Linked DNA regions of Homo sapiens: regions 2, 3 and 4 are each linked to region 1. A link is a contact called in ENCODE Hi-C or POLR2A ChIA-PET data. All regions are on one chromosome and are shown on one strand. Each heading gives the region's core, a stretch centred on a gene start or an enhancer-like site at or near the end of the contact. The rest is flanking DNA. Distances are from core to core; before and after follow the strand shown.

The links. Hi-C counts contacts between places; a loop is a spot of excess contacts on that map. ChIA-PET counts read pairs that join two places held with the same protein, here RNA polymerase II (POLR2A). Pooled maps may share reads with other maps.
Region 2: a pooled map shows a loop between it and region 1 (2.5-fold over the local background). The contact joins two enhancer-like sites. A Hi-C loop is called at or near these places in 1 of 50 pooled maps. POLR2A ChIA-PET finds 5 or more read pairs at or near these places in 5 of 52 experiments (B cell, BJ, Caco-2 and 2 more).
Region 3: a loop to region 1 is called in a pooled map, with 3 times the contacts of the local background. The contact joins two enhancer-like sites. A Hi-C loop is called at or near these places in 1 of 50 pooled maps. POLR2A ChIA-PET finds 5 or more read pairs at or near these places in 3 of 52 experiments (AG04450, activated CD8-positive, alpha-beta T cell and endothelial cell of umbilical vein).
Region 4: a loop to region 1 is called in a pooled map, with 2.1 times the contacts of the local background. The contact joins the promoter of CCDC63 here to the enhancer-like site in region 1. A Hi-C loop is called at or near these places in 1 of 50 pooled maps. POLR2A ChIA-PET finds 5 or more read pairs at or near these places in 4 of 52 experiments (H1, T-cell, endothelial cell of umbilical vein and 1 more).

What each region holds. Positions count from the first base shown.
Region 1 is chr12:110,430,475-110,433,174 of GRCh38, forward strand. No RefSeq gene overlaps it. Among named protein-coding and RNA genes, the nearest start is that of ARPC3, 19 kb to the right of the region's middle. RefSeq lists an enhancer at 1,263-1,372. Within about 2 kb of position 1,342, at least 18 of the 41 ENCODE cell types and tissues checked have a DNase peak (open chromatin) inside an H3K27ac peak, as active enhancers do; they include B cell and endothelial cell of umbilical vein, where a contact is called at or near this core.
Region 2 is chr12:109,949,946-109,952,761 of GRCh38, forward strand. GIT2 (GIT ArfGAP 2) reads right to left here. Exons shown (of 20, transcript NM_057169.5): 14 at 1,222-1,371. Among named protein-coding and RNA genes, the nearest start is that of GIT2, 45 kb to the right of the region's middle. Within about 2 kb of position 1,291, at least 16 of the 41 ENCODE cell types and tissues checked have a DNase peak (open chromatin) inside an H3K27ac peak, as active enhancers do; they include B cell, where a contact is called at or near this core.
Region 3 is chr12:110,140,383-110,143,104 of GRCh38, forward strand. The region is part of intron 8 of IFT81 (intraflagellar transport 81); the gene reads left to right. Among named protein-coding and RNA genes, the nearest start is that of IFT81, 17 kb to the left of the region's middle. Within about 2 kb of position 1,254, at least 9 of the 41 ENCODE cell types and tissues checked have a DNase peak (open chromatin) inside an H3K27ac peak, as active enhancers do.
Region 4 is chr12:110,845,458-110,848,359 of GRCh38, forward strand. It overlaps CCDC63 (coiled-coil domain containing 63), which reads left to right and starts at 1,530. Exons shown (of 12, transcript NM_152591.3): 1 at 1,530-1,648.

The DNA of each region.
Region 1 (2,700 bases), core at 92-2,591:
CTTGATCAAAAATAATAAAATCTGGAGGCTGGGAGCAGTGGCTCACGCCTGTAGTCCTAGCACTCTGAGAGGCTGAAGCAGGAGGATCACTTGAGCCCAGGAGTTCGAGATCAGTGTGGGCAACATGGTGAGACCCCATCTTTATTTAAAAAAAAAAAAAAAAAAAAAAAAAGGCCGGGCGCGGTGGTTCACACCTGTAATCCCAGCACTTCAGGAGGCCGAGGCGGGTGGATCACGAGGTCAGGAGATTGAAACCATCCCGGCTAACACGGTGAAACCCCGTCTCTACTAAAAATACAAAAAATTAGCCGGGCGTGGTGGCGGGCGCCTGTAGTCCCAGCTACTCGGGAGGCTGAGGCAGGAGAATGGCATGAACCAGGGAGGCGGAGCTTGCAGTGAGCCGAGATGGTGCCACTGTACTCCAGCTTTGGCGACAGAGTGAGACTCCGTCTCAAAAAAAAAAAAAAAAAAAAAAAAAAAAAAAGAAGGGGAAGAAAATAAAAATCTGAGAACTATTACTAAATTACCTTGTCTAAAAAGTCAACATTATAATTGTTTTTAATGTCAGCATTACATTTCAATTAAAGCTGTATTTTAAAGTTCATACTATTGGACCGGGCGTGGTGGCTCACGCCTGTAATCCTAGCACTTTGGGAGGCTGAAGCGGGTGGATCACCTGAGGTCAGGAGTTTCAGACCAGCCTGGCCAACATGGTGTAACCTTGTCTCCACTAAAAATCCACAAATTAGCTGGGCATCGTGGCGCACGCCTGTAATCCCAGCTATTTGGGAGGCCGAGGCAGGAGAATCGCTTGAACCTAGGAGGTGCAGGTTGCAATGAGCTGAGATTGCGCCACTGCAATCCAGCCTGGGTGACAGAGCAAGGCTCTATCAAAAAAAAAAAATCAGACTATATTCATGTATAATTTATAATAAATCATTTGGAAATTGTCCTCTTGCATATATTAAAAAACAAAATATAACAAAACAAAACACCTACCACGATAAAGTCCCAAGGGGAAATGGTCCAGAAGCTAGTTCCAGCGCCTGTGGCCCGTGCGCCCCCTGCTGGCAGTAACGGAACTGGGAACAGGACCCAGAGTAAGCTGGTTTTCTATCATGATGGTTCCACAATTAAAAAAAAAAAAAAAAAAGGGGCCGGGCACGGTGGCTCACGCCTGTAATCCCAGCACTTTGGAGGGCCAAGGCGGGCGGATCACGAGGTCAGGAGATCGAGACCATCCTGGCTAACACGGTGGTCTCTACTAAAAATACAAAAAAGTTAGGGGGGCGTGGTGGCGGGCGCCTGTAGTCCCAGCTACTCGGCAGGCTGAGGCAGGAGAATGGCGTGAACCCGGAAGGCGGAGCGAGGCGGAGCTTGCAGTGAGCCGAGATCGCGCCACTGCTCTCCAGCCTGGGAGACAGAGCGAGACTACGTCTCAAAAATATATATATATCTATATAGATCTCTACAGATATCTAGATATCTATCTATATATATAGATATTTATCTATAGATATATCTACATATCTATATATAGATCTATATATCTACATATCTATATATAGATATATCTATATAGCTCTATATATCTACATATCTATATATAGATCTATATCTATCGATCTATATATCTAGATATATAGATCGATAGATCTATATCTAGATACATATCTAGATATATAGATCGATAGATCTATCTCTAGATATCTATAGATATCTCTAGATATCTAGATATGTCTATAGATATATATACATACATACATATATTTGGCTGGGCGCGGCGGCTCACGCTTATGCCAGCACTTTGGGAGGCCAAGGCAGGCGGATCACTTAAGGTCAGAAGTTTAAGACCAGCCTGGCCAACGTGGTGATATGTTTAAAATAAAATTTTTTTTTCTTTTTTGAGACAGGGTCTCAACTCTGTCGCCCAGGCTGGAGTGCAGTGGTGCGATCATGGCTCATAGCAGCCTCGACCTCTAGCCACCAGGCCTGGCCCCAAACCTGTAATCTTGAAATGAATCAGGGTGGCTTTCTCTCCTTTCTGACATGTCTGTAACCCCTGTGGCAGAAGTTCCAACCCAAACACCAAAACTCTGATTCTGGGTTAAGAATTTTAATTTAGGACAGGTGCAGTGGCTCATGCCTGTAATCCCAGTGTTTGGGAGGCTGAGGTGGGTGGATCACTTGAGTCCAGGAGTTTGAGACCAGCCTGGACAACACAGCAAAACCTTGTCTTGCTGGGCGCTGTGACTCACACCTGTAATCCCAGGACTTTAAGAGGCCGAGGTGGATGGATCACTTGAGGTCAGGAGTTTGAGACCAGCCTGGCCAATATGGTGAAGCCCCGTCTCTACTAAAAATACAAAATTAGCCAGGCGTGGTGGCACAAGCCTGTAATCCCAGTTACTCAGGAGGCTGAGGCAGGAGAATAGCTTGAACCTGGAAGGCAGAGGTTCCAGTGAGCCAAGATTGCACCACTGCACTCCAGCCTGGGAGACAGAGAGAGACTCAGTCTCAAAAAAAAAAAAAAAAAGCAAAAAACAAACCAAACCAAAACAAAAAACACAAAAAAACATGATACCCCATCTCTACCAAAAATACAAAATTAGCTGGGCCTGGAGATGTGTGCCTGTAGTCCCAGCTACTGGGGAGGCTAAGGCGAGAAGATTGTTTGAGCCCAAGAGGTCGAGGCTGCAG
Region 2 (2,816 bases), core at 41-2,540, 480 kb before region 1:
CTCGGTCTGTCTCGTTTACAGCTGCACGGCAGCCCTAGACAGGGCTGGGAGACACAGAACAAGTGTCTGTTCGTTTAAGGCTAGCTGATCTTAAGCATTCTTCATTCCCTGCTACTATAGGCATTAGAGCCATTTATTTCAAAAAGTCTCAAAAATGCTCTAGAAGTCAACATCAAAAGAATCCTAGACCAAACCCCAGGCAAAAGTGCACAGCAATTTCCTTCCCTAGTAAACAGAGGGGCATGGGCCCCTTTTTAGTTCTTCCACCTTCCTTTAGGAAGCAGCACTGAAAAGAGTCCAGGCACACATGGAGTGTGCCACGTCCTCAGGTCTTGAAAATGATTTGAAAACCTTACTTCTCAAATGACAGCCTAAAGACATAGATTATATATTTCATTTTGTTTCTGGTTAAGTAAAGTGTCCAAATCTCATTTTAGAGCTGAATGATGAGTGATACCCACAAAGTCATGGGCAAAATTTGCAATTTTTCGAATTCCCTTATTTAGCCATCTCATAAGGAGTTGCATACACAATCCCCCTCCTACTAAGGGTATTCCTTGCTACCATCAACCACACTCCTTTTAGGGATTAATATATTCACACGGTTCTGATTCTCTCAAAAGGTAATGAATGAGAAAATGCTGAGCAAATGAGATTGTTTTTTACCAGTGTGCAGCTCTTCCTAGTACAAATGAAATGTTTTTTCTTATTTTTTGAGCACCTACTCTGTGGCAGGCCCTCCTGTAGGCTCTGGGGATAATACAAGTTAGTAGTAAAAACTGGTGAGCAATAAGGTGGGGATGTGGGATAGGGCTGCCAGGGTGGGAGCAGGGTTTGAATGCTGATAAACATGCCCCTGCCCAGGGCTCTCATTGGCTCTGTCTCCATGGTGTGATCATCCTTCCCTAGCAATGGGAAGAATCACATCCATGGAGCCCCATCCAGGTTTCCAGGAAGCACAGAATAGTCCAAGGGTTATTCTAATGGGCACAAATGCTTAAATAGATGTTAGGTTTCTCCTACCTGGGGAACTTACTCTGGATATATTTCATTTTAAATATCCAAATACATCCTGCTTCAAAAAGACAACTTGGCCCAAAGATTTCTAAGGCTGTTACAATAACTGTTTTTCTTTCCTCGGACCACATCACAGTGCCTGAGATTCTTCCTTGTACTATGGGATTAAAGCGTCAACCGTCCTGGCATTTATTAACATGTTACCTTTTTCTGCATAATTCTCAGCTCGTCACTCAAGTTGTTATTCACCTTCATTAGCTGCTGTATCTTGGCCTCAGAAGCCACTAGAGCGTTTTTGACCTCCATAAATTCCTGTACAGTGACTGGTCCATCTGATAAATCTGAATCTAGGCTCTAAAAATAAATTGGGAAAACGTTCACAATCTGAGATGACGAGAACATTAAAGACTAACAGCTCAAGAATTTCAAATTCTGACCAAGCCAGCTGAATTGCAAAGTTAGTCAAACCAAATCAAGGCCTCTGAGAGTAATGCAAAACTAAAACATAAAAGTAGGGTCACTATACTATTTAAAAAATTTGAAAGTCAGTATTTTCTAATAGAACAGGCAGTGAGGCTACACATCTATGCTGACAATGACTGTCTAAGGAGGTCTGTCCTGTCTTGTAAGCCTTTCTCTCGTTCACTCTTGTTTTGTTTTTATTCATTCTTTCATTAATTCATTCATTCCAACATTTTCATTGAACATTAGGCAGTGTTCTAGGTGCTTGGGATATATTAGAAAAGAGACAAAGATTCCTGCTTCCATGGTGTTTATATTCCAACAGCATGAGAGAGTATATATATTGCATGATTGAGGGTGATGAGTGCTGTGGGAAAAGATAAGACAGAGCAGGGTAGGGGGCTGCATGTTAAGCGGGGAGCTGGGGTAAGCCTGTGAGTGGGTGAGAGGTGAGCAGAGCCCCAGGAGGTGAGGGGATGAGTCACATGAATCTGGAGGAAGAACATTCCAGCCTGCAGTGGAGCTCAGCTAGAGGGAGCAGGTGTGTGGGATGGACTGGGCAGGAGGCCAGGCGGTTGACAGAGGGCCTGGTCACAGAGGGTCTTGGAATGACCTCGGCTCTCACTGAGTGAACCAGGTGGCTTCCGGGAAGTCTGCGCAGGGGTGTCCCCTGCATCTGCTAATGACGCCATCTTTCTCACAGTCATGTGGGCCGAAGAACTCCAAACAAATCTTCTATAAATCTGTCTCCCCACTTCAACCTTCCGACTTATTGCCAAGACTTTTCTATTCTACCTTCCTATTCATCCATTCTCAAATGATTGCCAAGCCCCTCTGTGGGTGTGTCCTGGGGGTCAGCAGAGGGTGCACAGCCTGGGGTCCTGCTGCCCTCTCCCCCAGCTCACACTCTGGTGCCGAGGTCTCTCCCACCCGCACCATCCTAGCATGGGTCCTTAGGTGGCCTGCATCAGCTCCAGTATGGATCTCTCCCTCCACTCTCTAACCCACCAGAAGAGTCCTCCCCAGACATGGCATCCTGGGCTCTGCACTGCCTGTGAGGCCCACTCTCTTCCGTCGGGTGTCATACCCCTCCTGCTGCAGCTTCGAGTCCCAACCTTTTTAGGCTGTCCCTATGCATGACCAGCTTCCCCTTAGATGCCCTGGTTTCACTTTCTTTCTGACTCCTCCACATGCCCCAATCCCAAGCGTCCCTTGAGGCGCATCTTAAGAGCTGTCCTATGACACAGCCCCACCTGATGCTCCCAGCCATAGATTCTCTCTCTGCTCACTCCCTCAGCCTGTGTGTGCTTCGTATGACACACATCACTTTGTGCCTT
Region 3 (2,722 bases), core at 4-2,503, 290 kb before region 1:
TGACCCTTTTTAATGTCTCACTCTTGCCCCCTTCTGCCTTTCTGTCCCTCCCCAGGCAACCATGGATTTGCTTTCTGTCACTATAAATCAGTTTATATTTGCTAGAATTAGAAACTTTTTTTTAAATAGAGAAAATATTATTTGAGAATTTTAAATCTTTAAAAACATTTTAGTCTTTGATTCCATGCATCTCTAATTACATGGGGTACACTTAAGAACCTGAGGATGGAAAAGCTGGTCATCTAACAGACAAAGAAGTCAGGATGTAGATTTAATCGAAAACCACATAGGAATGACTGACTAATTACAGTGTGATTTATTTATTTTTATTGTTTATTTACTTATTTATTTATTTTTTGAGATGGAGTTTCACTCCTGTTGCCCAGGCTGGAGTGCAATGGCGTGATCTTGGCTCACTGCAACCTCCGCCTCCCAGGTTCAAGCCATTCTCCTGCCTCAGCCTCCCAAGTAGCTGGGATTACAGGCATATGCCACCACGCCCGGCTAATTTTGTATATTTTTTTAGTAGAGACGGGGTTTCTCCATGTTGGTCAAGCTGGTCTCAAACTCCTGACCTCAGGTGATCCGCCCGCCTCAGCCTCCCAAAGTGCTGGGATTACAGGCATGAGCCACCACGCCTGGCCTATTTTTTATTTTCTGAGACGGAGTTTTGCTCTTGTTGCCCAGGCTAGAGTGCAATGGCATGATCTTGGCTCACCGCAACCTCTGCCTCCCGGGTTCAAACGAATCTCCTACCTCAAGCATCTCTACAGCCTCCAGAGTAGCTGGGATTACAGGCATGGGTCACCATGCCCGGCTAATTTTTTGTATATTTAGTAGAGATGGGGTTTCTCCATGTTGGTCAGGCTGGTCTCAAACTCCCAACCTCAGGTGATTCGCCTGCCTTGGCCTCTCAAAGTGCTGGGATTACAGGTGTGAGACACCACGCCCAGCCTACAGTGTGATTTATTAAACACTTTCTCTTCTCTTCCTTTCTCTAATCCTGAAAAAAGAAGGAATAGTGAAGTAATGAATGGAAAACTTAGAATTTGCAGTTAATAAAATTTTACATGTTAATATATGGTTAGCACGATGGAACTAAAAATAGTTTTAAGGCTTTGGGCCAGATGTATTATGCTTTGGGCCAGATGTATTATGCAATCTATTACACAGATTACTTAAACCAGAAAGCCCATGTGTTAAAAATTTGAGCCAGGCCAGACGAAGTGGCTCACGCATGTAATCCCAGCACTTTGGGAGGCCCAGGCAGGCGGATCACTTGAGGTCAGGAGTTGCAGACCAGCCTGGCCTTAACATGGTGAAACCCTGTCTCTACTAAAAATACAAAAAATTAGCCGAGCTGGTAGTGTGCGACTAATTCCAGCTACTCAGGAGGCTGAGGCAGGAGAATCGCTTGAACCCAGGAGGCAGACAGAGGATGCAGTGAACCCAGAATGCACCACTGCACTCCAGCCTGAGTGACAGAGCAAGATTTCATCTAAAACAAAAAACAAAAAACATTCAAGTCAGAATTTGTAAATGTGTAAATGGAAAGATATGAAATAAACTTTGTAAATCTCTCTAGGCTGGGAATTTAAAACAAGATGGTTATTCACTGAAAATCTGTGTGTATAGTTGTCCAACTGCAAAAATAAGAAAACTAAAATCTTAAAAATATAAATTGCCACTTAACTGTAAACTAATAATACTTTACAAAATAAAAAATACCAAAACATGGAAAACTTAAAACATTTATGTGTAGGTAGATACTTTGTTTCTTTTTTCTTTTGTTTTTTTGAGACAGAGTCTCCCTCTATCCCCCAGGCTGGAGTGCAGTGATGGTGACACGATCTTGGCTCAGTGCATCCTCTTCCTCCCAGGTTCAAGCGATCCTTGTTCCTCAGCCTCCCAAGTAGCTGAGACTACAGGCATGTGCCACCATGCCCGGCTAATTTTTGTATTGTTAGTAGAGACAGGGTTTTGCCATGTTGCCCAGGCTGCTCTCGAACTCTAGACCTAGGTGATCCACCCACCTCGGCCTCCCAAAGTGCTGGAATTACAGGCGTGAGCCACTGCACCTGGCCTGTTACTCTTTTTTAGATTTTAACTTGTGGTGCTTTTAGTAATGTCTTCATTGGCTTGAAGCTGACAAATGATAATGAATTATCATTTATGAACTGTTATAATAGAAATATAAATTGTTCTGGGTACAGTGTAATCCCAGAACTTTGAGAGGCTGGGATCACACCTGTAATCCCAGCACTTTGAGAGGCTGAGGCAGGTGACTGCTCAAGCCCAGGAGTTAGAGACCAGCCTGGGCAACATGGCAAAACCTCGTCTCTACAAAAAAAAATACAAAAATTACCTAGGCGTGGTGATGTACACCTGTGATGCCAGCTACTTCCAGCTACTCAGGAGGCTAAGGTGGGAGGATCACTTGAGCTGTGAAGGTTTAGGTTGCAGTGAGCTGAGATAGTGCCACTACACTCTAGCCTGGGTGACAGAGCAAGACCCTATCTCAAAAAAATAAAAAATACATATGTATATATATAGCATTAAAAGTATTCCAAAAGAAAAAAAATACATGATCATCTGTATAAAAGAGCACCTGGGTTAGATTTTATTTGTGTTATCATTTGGTTCATGGGTCTCTTAAATGCTTAGAAGGTAAAATATGACCCAACAATGTATCTGGCTCAGCACATGTTATTTTTGCGTATTG
Region 4 (2,902 bases), core at 280-2,779, 420 kb after region 1:
CTGTTTCCCCATCTGTAAAATGAGGATGGTCAAGTGTATCCAAAACACTTCATATGAATCATTTGGAGGCAAGGCCTGACATGTAGCTGTTCATAATCTATCCTTATCTTACTTGACATGAATATTGATGTTTCCTTGCAGAAACAGTAATTCGTTTGATCTGGACTGTGTGGCCCGAACCCTGTATGTAATATACTGTCCCACTGACTTCCCTCATGGTTACAACGTGGCTGCCAGCAACATTAGGGGCAACATACTCCCTTGCGTACCATATTATCTTTCTGAAACCAAAAACATGGTAAGTTCTTTTTTTTTTTTTTGAAACGGAGTCTCACTCTGTCACCCAGGCTGGAGTGAGTGTGATCTTGGCTCACGGCAACCTTTGCCTCCTGGGTTCAAGCAATTCTCCTGCCCTAGCCTCCCGAGTAGCAGAGACTACAGGCACCCACCGGGTGTGTGCCACCATGCCGGGCTAAATTTGTTATATTTTTAGTAGAAATACAAAAAAAAAAAAAAAAAAAAAAGAAATACACAGGGTTTCACCATGTTGGCCAGGCTGGTCTTGAGCTCCTGACCTTAAATGATCTACCTGCCTCAGCCTCCCAAAGTGCTAGGATTATAGGCATGAGCCAGCGCACCTGGCCTCCAAAATATGGTAAGTTCTAAAACACACATCCTGTCCCAAGAATTTACGGATGAAGTGGAGACCTTAGCAGGGCTGAGCTACTACAATCCACTCAGGGGGCTAGGAGTTAAAGTGGAAATCACATGGAATCAAAATTACTGTAGAAAACAGGTACCCCCAATAATTTTCCATTAATTCTGTGATTGTTTCTAGAGCTTAGCCCCAGAGAAAGTAGTTGACTTGTGTTTCAGGGCCGATTGTATGAAAAATGTGTATCTTTAAACCACTAAACTCCGTTAGGGCAGTGAAAAGCTCACTTGCCTGGATCACACTTGGGTTCCCGTGTTATGCTCACAGTGGGTGGGGGTCAGGTGGATGTTCTGAAGAAAATTCTCCTGCACTGATGAAGTTATTTTTCTCATGAAATATCTCTTTCCCCCCCCGCCCCAACATTTTTTTTTAATTTATTTTTACTTTATTTTATTTTTCAGAGTAGAAAAAACTGGGCTCCTTTGAGTTAGCTGCGTGTGAAGTCTGTACCTAGCAGGGCTGCTGTGAGCATGAGTGTAGGTGTAGGCTAAGAAGACGGTGAATGGGGTGTGAGTGGGGCGAGGTGGACCAGCGATTGCATGGCGTTGGCCGAGGGAGGGGCTAAGACTGTTGATTGACTCAAGAAGTCACTTAGCGTCATGAGGGTCCGGGTAGTCTGGTAAGGGGTCGCTGGAGAGTGTGTCGCCCCTCTCCCCCAACCAAAAGCTTCCCTCCAACCAGCTGCTCTTGTCCTCTCCTCCCGAGGGCCCTGTGCCCTCCCAGCGGACTTGCAGGGGAGAACGTCCATGTTTGTGCGAGTCACAAAGGCGCCCGTTCCAGGGGTCCCAGAACGCCCGGGCGTGGGGCTGGGGGTGTGGCGCAGCGAGGCCGCGCAGCAAGCAGTCCTCCCGGCACCGTCGGAAGCGCAGTTGCAGCAGCCGTCGGACAAGCGGCCGGAGCAGCCACGGACAAGCAGTCCGGGCCCCGCCACTGGTAAGTTTCGCCGCCCGCCCGGCCGCGCCTGCTGCGCCACAGCTCCCCCTGCCAGGGAAAAGGAAAGAGCGGTCGCGGTCCCCAGTCCATTCATATCTCGCTGCCCTAAGCGTTGAAAGTATCAGGGTCTCCCGCAATCATGCATAAATAAATTGTAGTGTGTAAAATAACTCCAGAGCCGCGCGAGGTGGCTCATGCCTGTAATTCTAGCACTTTGGGAGGCTGAGGCAAGAGGATCGCTTGAGCCCAGGGGTTCGAGACCAGCTCGGGCAAATTCGTCTTTACAAAATATTTAAAAACTTAGCCGGGCGTGGTGGTGCCACCTGTAGTCCCAGCTTCTTGGGAGGCTGAAGGGGGAGGATCGCTTAAGCCCGGGAAGGTTGAGGCTGCAGTGAGCCGAGATTGAACCACTGCACGCTAGCCTGGGTGACAGAGAGAGAGAGAGACGCTCTCAAAAAAGGAAAAAAAAAAAGTTCAACAAATTTTTATTTTCCTCCCATAATAATCCTTAAAAAACAAAAAACAAAACAAACAAACAAAAAACAAGAAAAACAACAACAACAACAAAAAACTGTGTATGTGTTTCTGTGCTCCTGTTTGGCTAGTGCCCTAAGCACATGTTTAATTCCAGGTTGTGCAGCCCTGGCTCAATATGATCCACATAGCTGCCTGTCCCAAGGTCCCTAGGGAATCCTTCGGGGGCAGGCTTGTCTTTTAAAGGCAGGTTGTTAAAATTCAGAAGCAGATGAGGTGCAGGCCTAATTAGATATTAGATAAATGAAGATGATCTCTGCCTGGAGGAAACTTCATTCATTCAAACTGTATTTGCCAAGAGCTGCCCATGCGCCCAGGACTATGGATGCTGTGGTGAATAGACTGAGGCCCAAGGGGCAGGAGGCCCTTGCCTGACGTCCCCTGACCTGGGCTGCTGGGCTTCTCTGCACTTTTCCTCGCACACGCTGTTCCCCAGAAGTGGGCAGCTTTTAGATTCCTAACAGGAACTGCAAATTCAAATTCCTACTGGCTCTAGGCAGTTACAGAAAATGTGAGAATTGTGGGGAGGGGAGCTTAGCCAATAGGGAGGAGTGGGGCCTGTGGCCAGGAGAGTGAGTGCATGACCCACATTTATGTTTTGAAACACTGTGGAACAGAACTGGAGGTAGGTTGAATTGGCCCCATGGACTATGAGTTTCAGACCCTTGAATGAGAGGGTGGTAAGCCAGGGGTCAGGACATCCAGGAGATGCTCTGCAGG